Regions from separate parts of the Mus musculus genome. Here region 1 is linked to region 2. Evidence: chromatin loops called from intact Hi-C (ENCODE). Cell type or tissue: gastrocnemius. All regions are shown on one strand.

Region 1 (2,500 bases), 89 kb before region 2:
CTTAATCCCCTGTGATGGCACTGTTGAGGTGTGGCCTTGCTGGAGGAAATGTGTCCCCAGGGCCATCTTTGAGGTTTCAAAGCCACTGGCATTCCTAAATCTTATTCTGCTTTCTGATTAAAGATGTGAGCCCTCAGTTTCCTGCCTCTGTCACCATGCTCCACCGTTCAGGGATTCTAACCCTCTGGAGTGGTAAGCTCACACAAACTCTTCTTATAACGTGCCTTGGACATGGTGTTTTATCATGGCAGTATGTTTTACTCAAAACACACACACACACACACACACACACACACACACACACACACCACTCCCACCAACAAACCTTTAATTTTGGGTAATCAACTCTCCAGACTTCAGTTAAGATGATTAACCCTCCTAGTTTGTTAGGGACTGAGCAGCTTCAGAAGGCTTGGGGGGCGGGGGGAGGTCATTGCTAAAAATGAGAGCTGTCTATGGCAAACTAGGACAGTTCCTTACCCACGTTTAGGTCCCTATCTAATAAATGAGATTGGGCTGGACTAGCAGTGAAATTCTGCCAAAATCTGTATTCAAGCAGGCATTAACAACTGACCTCAGAACTGATTCCAGTGACTTATGAGTATCTTTTCACAATCCTTAGCATCTGGCCAGCTGCTGCCAAGAGTTGGCACTTACCTGCCATCCTTGAACTGAACTTTTAACAAACTGCGATTTTTAAGGATCAGAGTTTATTGAGGGTCAGCTTTAGCTCAAGCTCTGCTGCAAACCCCGAGTCTGGTTTTCTTCTGCTCTGGTAAGTTCTCTAGAACTTGCAGATCTTGGATTTTTTTTTTTTTTTCTTGTTTGATTGCACATTTGGGTAAAAATATGGACTGGCAACCGGTTACATATAATTAAGATAGTTTTCCTTTAAATGATGTGCTAGATCTACATAAACACTCTCCTACTAACGCCATGAACTTATGAGTGTGCATTTTAGAAATTACTAATCTGAGACTTACTGGTCTGGTACTTGTCTAAACCTTGTCTGCAGGCAGAGCTACACGGAATCCTAAGGCCAACCCCGTTTCAATAGCCACCACCTTTTTACACCATGATTTGGTTAGATGCTTACTTCCACCTTTCAGTGCACAGTCCACATCCCTCCCTGTATGCAAAGTCCTCTAAGATTTAGGTTTCCTTGAATTCAAGTGGCCCTTCTGGGGGTGACTCTGCGTGGCTGGCTGGGGAGCCAAGAAGTTCCAGATCGCTCACAAAGGGCCAAAAAAAAAAAAAAAAAGGTCTGCGGGTCCGCTTCTAGTTGCTAAGAGAGGGGCGGATCCCTTCTGGGCGGGTTGTTCGCAGAGAAGCCCGCGGACAGGCAAGGGGAAGTGCTGAGGAAGGAGCAGGGTTTCACTGCAACCCAGCGGCCCCGCAAGCGGGTGGGTGGCGCATGCGCGGCGCGGGTCGTGGAGTTGTGAATGGTGCGTCTTGTTTGCTAGAGTTTGAGGCGGGCGGGCGCGCGAGGAGGAGAAGGAGGAGGAGGAGGGGTGGGGCCGGCGCGGGGCGGGAGAGCGAGGAGGGCGGCGAGAGGAAGTGGCGGCCGCAGCCGGGGGAGGCTGGAAGCTGTGTCTGCGCGGGCGGGCGGGAGGGAGGACGGCCGGCAACGGCTGAGGCGGGCGGCGGTAGCGTGGGTTGGGCTCCAAGCACACGGCCGCACCTCAGCCTCCCTGGAGCGGGAGGCCACGCGGGCGGGCTCCTGAAACAAAGAGAAGCGGGAGTCCGGGTGCCGCGGGTGGGCGGTCAAGGCGGTCAGCACCGGAGCCCGCCAGCGGGTGCCCGCGCGAGCCTGGGGAGCGCGGCCGGCCGGCGCGGCCTGAGGGCGGGAAGATGCCGCGCGTCGTCCCGGACCAGAGGAGCAAGTTCGAGAACGAGGAGTTCTTCAGGAAGCTGAGCCGCGAGTGCGAGGTGAGGCGGTTGGGGAGGCGCGGAGGCCTCGGCGCGCCCCGAGTGGGCCCGGGGAGGAGAAAAGTTTGAGCGGCTCGGTTGCCGGGAAGCCCCCGGGACGGCGCGCCGGCCGAGGGGGAATCTCGCCCCGGCAAGCAGTCCGCCCACAGGCTCTGCTTGCCCTTATCGGAGCCGCGGGGAGCGGGCGGGCGGGCCGGCGGGTGCCGCCGCGGATTTGACTCCTGATTTCGGGGCCGTCTCTCTGCCTTGCAGATTAAGTACACGGGCTTCAGGGACCGGCCCCACGAGGAGCGCCAGACACGCTTCCAGAACGCCTGCCGCGACGGTCGCTCGGAGATCGTAAGTCGCCGGGGAGGGACCCCCCCACCCTACCCCCGGTGCGCGCGGGGAGGCCGCGGGGACCCAGGCGCGCGCCAGTCACTTGTTGCGCGCGGCCCCGGGCGTGTTCCGGACGGCGCCGCGGACGCTGCGGCTCCCGGAACTGAGCCGGGGGCGCAGGCTCACTTCCTTAGTCCGGATTCGAAAAGCAAGAAAGAGGCAGATGCTGGCGGGGCGGCTCGGCTCGGCCCTC
Region 2 (2,500 bases):
AGTGAGATTGCCTCAAAAAAACAAAAAAGCAAGAGCCAGGATGTAGCTCAGTGGTAGACCTTTCCTCAGGGCCTTGGTTATATCCGCACTGCCACAAAAATCAATCAGAAAACTAGGGTTTCTGAGTATGTGTGATACAGAAGTAAGTTCATTGGCCAAGCCCCCCACCTCAAATAAACTTTGAAGGTTGAATTTAGTAACAATGTAAGTTGGAAATCCTGGGGCAGGGGAAGTGGGGAAACCCAGATTGTCTGTTTGCTTTTGTTTTTGTGTGGGGGTGGGGGTGTCTCAATATGTAGCTCATGCTGACTTCCAAATTGAAGCAATCCTCCTGCCTCAACATCCTGAATACCGCATGGTATGTAAAAAGTCTGAATCTTATAGGTGTCAGTCTCCGTGGAAACAAGGGTGAAGATCTCAACAGAAAAGGGGTGGGGGGTGGGGGTGGAGGAGAGCTTGGCTGTCTTGGAGCACACTCTGTAGACTAGGCTGGCCTGTAACAAACAGATCCACCTGACTCTGCCTCCAATGCTAGATAGCATTAAAGGCACACTCTGTAGACCAGGCTGGCCTGTAACAAACAGAGATCCACCTGACTCTGCCTCCAGTGCTAAATAGGATTAAAGGCGTGCACCACCACCTGGCTGAAATTTTAATTTTCTAATTCAGGTACACGGTAGATGTTTTAAGCACATACTTAGATCACACACACACAAAAACAAAAACCAAACCTAATGTATATGATGGTTCACCAAACCCCCGGTTATCCTTCACTAACAGGACAGGTAGCAACCCCTTCCTCTCACCTTCCTCAAGGCCCTACCCGAACCCTGCCTGTCTCTCCACTCCCTACTCTACCTGGCTCACTATTCCACTGAAGGTGACTAACCCCAACCAGGTCTAGACCTCAGCATCTCCGCAAGTCTGTAAAAGAGTTACATTTTATTATCGCTGCAGACAAGGTGCTTCGGTCCCACGATGAGTATATGCCAAGGGCGGGGAAAATCGTGCATCCTGCTCCCGACAGTTTTTGTAGCACCTTGAGCTAGGTTTCAGAAGGTCCGGGTACTTAGAGGGTCTTTGCAGCAAGTCCTCTTTTTGTATGATCATCAGTGATTTACCCCTGCGCTGCTTGCCTGGCTCCTGGGGGGCGGGGGGAGGGGCAGTTAGTTGCACTCCAGCAGCTCAGCTAGGTGGGGCGTGCGTATGCTCTCCAAGTCCAGTAGATGGAAAGTGGTCAGCAGTAGCAACATCAGCGGTAAAAAAATACCCCAACAGCCACCCGTGGGTTTCAAACACTGAACTGCTGGTTGGCCGCCCTTCCCCACAGTACTAGACTTAGGCCAGGCCGCCATCCGGCTCCGCCTGGCCCAACAGATCCTCTGCTAGACTAGTGAGTTCGTTCTCCTCCAGCGCCTCCACCAGGCGCTGCAGTGTGGCACGGCGGCCCTCGGCTTGCATGAAACGGCGCAGCAGCTGGAAGGCCTGCTCGTATAGCCCATCACGCTCATACTCGTAGGCCAGCGAGTCGAGGGCAGGATCTCTCAGTGCCCGACAGTTACGCTGCAGCGAGCGCCCCACCCTGCGCCACTTGAGACCCACCGAGCGCGCAAACGTCTGCTGGTCTTGAAGAGTCAGTGGCCGGTTCACTGCAGAAGAAGTGAGCAAGAGGTGAGTGAGCACCGGTTCCCTGGAGCCCGCACCCTTCCGCACCTGCCTTCGGATACCTGGGCCCAGCCCTGCTCAGATCGACCTGCTGGTGACCCCCCGCTTCTGCTGATGAACCTCACCTACGAGCTGCCCGTGGAACAGAAAAGTCTGGCAGGCGGCCGGCAGTGGTTTCTCCTCGGTCGGAGAGGAAACCGGGAACTTCGAACCTGCAGAAGCTACCTGTATGGCTCCACCCTGGCCAGTGCAGTCACACGTCAGTTTGCAGAGCTCATCCTCCAGCTCCGCGAGTTCCTCGTCCCTGAGCCGGTCGGGCTGCACGAAGGGGTGCACAGTCAGTGCGGCTTTGGGCCGCGAATCCCCGCCCATCCCATCCTAACTACGGACGGCAGCACCTTCTGGGCTAAGATGTAATTCAAACAGCGCTCTTCATCAGTCAGCCAACTGTCCAGCTGCTCCGCACCTGCACGCAACTCCAGCTGCAACCGCAGCGCTTCCTGGGCAAGCGCCGGGGCCATGCACCTCTGCAGCGCGGTGCGCAGCGCCCCCTCGCGGTAGGCTTGGAGGAAGCGGCCGCACAGCACGCGCCCGCAGAACCGCAACTGGACGATGAGCTGAGGGTCGCTGCAGTGGATCTTGAGTATCTGCAGTACGTCAGAGCTGTCCCCACTCTCTGCGGAGGTGAGCAGTCAGGCCACACGTTGTCCCCCAAACAGGACTTTTTTCCAAGCAGCCAGAGGAGAAAGCTAAGCCCATAGTCGGCCTACTCTCCCAACCCCCAACGTCAGCCTCTAGTGCTCTCTGCCAAGAAGGGGAACAGAAAGGGTAGGTA

Evidence for each region. Peaks named below come from ENCODE experiments on the same cell type or tissue, not always from the same donor. Only the 100,000 strongest peaks of a DNase experiment are listed, where the experiment ranks them.
Region 1: a loop joins it to region 2, with 2.1 times the contacts of the local background. A loop is called at or near these places in 2 of 42 quality-filtered maps.

What each region holds. Positions count from the first base shown.
Region 1 is chr8:105,169,125-105,171,624 of GRCm38, forward strand. It overlaps Cbfb (core binding factor beta), which reads left to right and starts at 1,550. Exons shown (of 6, transcript NM_001161458.1): 1 at 1,550-1,929; 2 at 2,182-2,268. The coding sequence starts at 1,852. In gastrocnemius, no CTCF peak of the experiment used is centred here; DNase peaks (open chromatin) are centred at 1,441, 2,185 and 2,434; H3K4me3 peaks cover 1,778 bases; H3K27ac peaks cover 1,927 bases.
Region 2 is chr8:105,257,647-105,260,146 of GRCm38, forward strand. Tradd (TNFRSF1A-associated via death domain) reads right to left here. Exons shown (of 5, transcript NM_001033161.2): 3 at 2,064-2,341; 4 at 1,791-1,983; 5 at 929-1,649. The coding sequence ends at 1,339. Among named protein-coding and RNA genes, the nearest start is that of B3gnt9, 3.7 kb to the left of the region's middle. In gastrocnemius, a CTCF peak has its summit at 1,403; DNase peaks (open chromatin) are centred at 1,502, 1,885 and 2,213; H3K4me3 peaks cover 1,150 bases.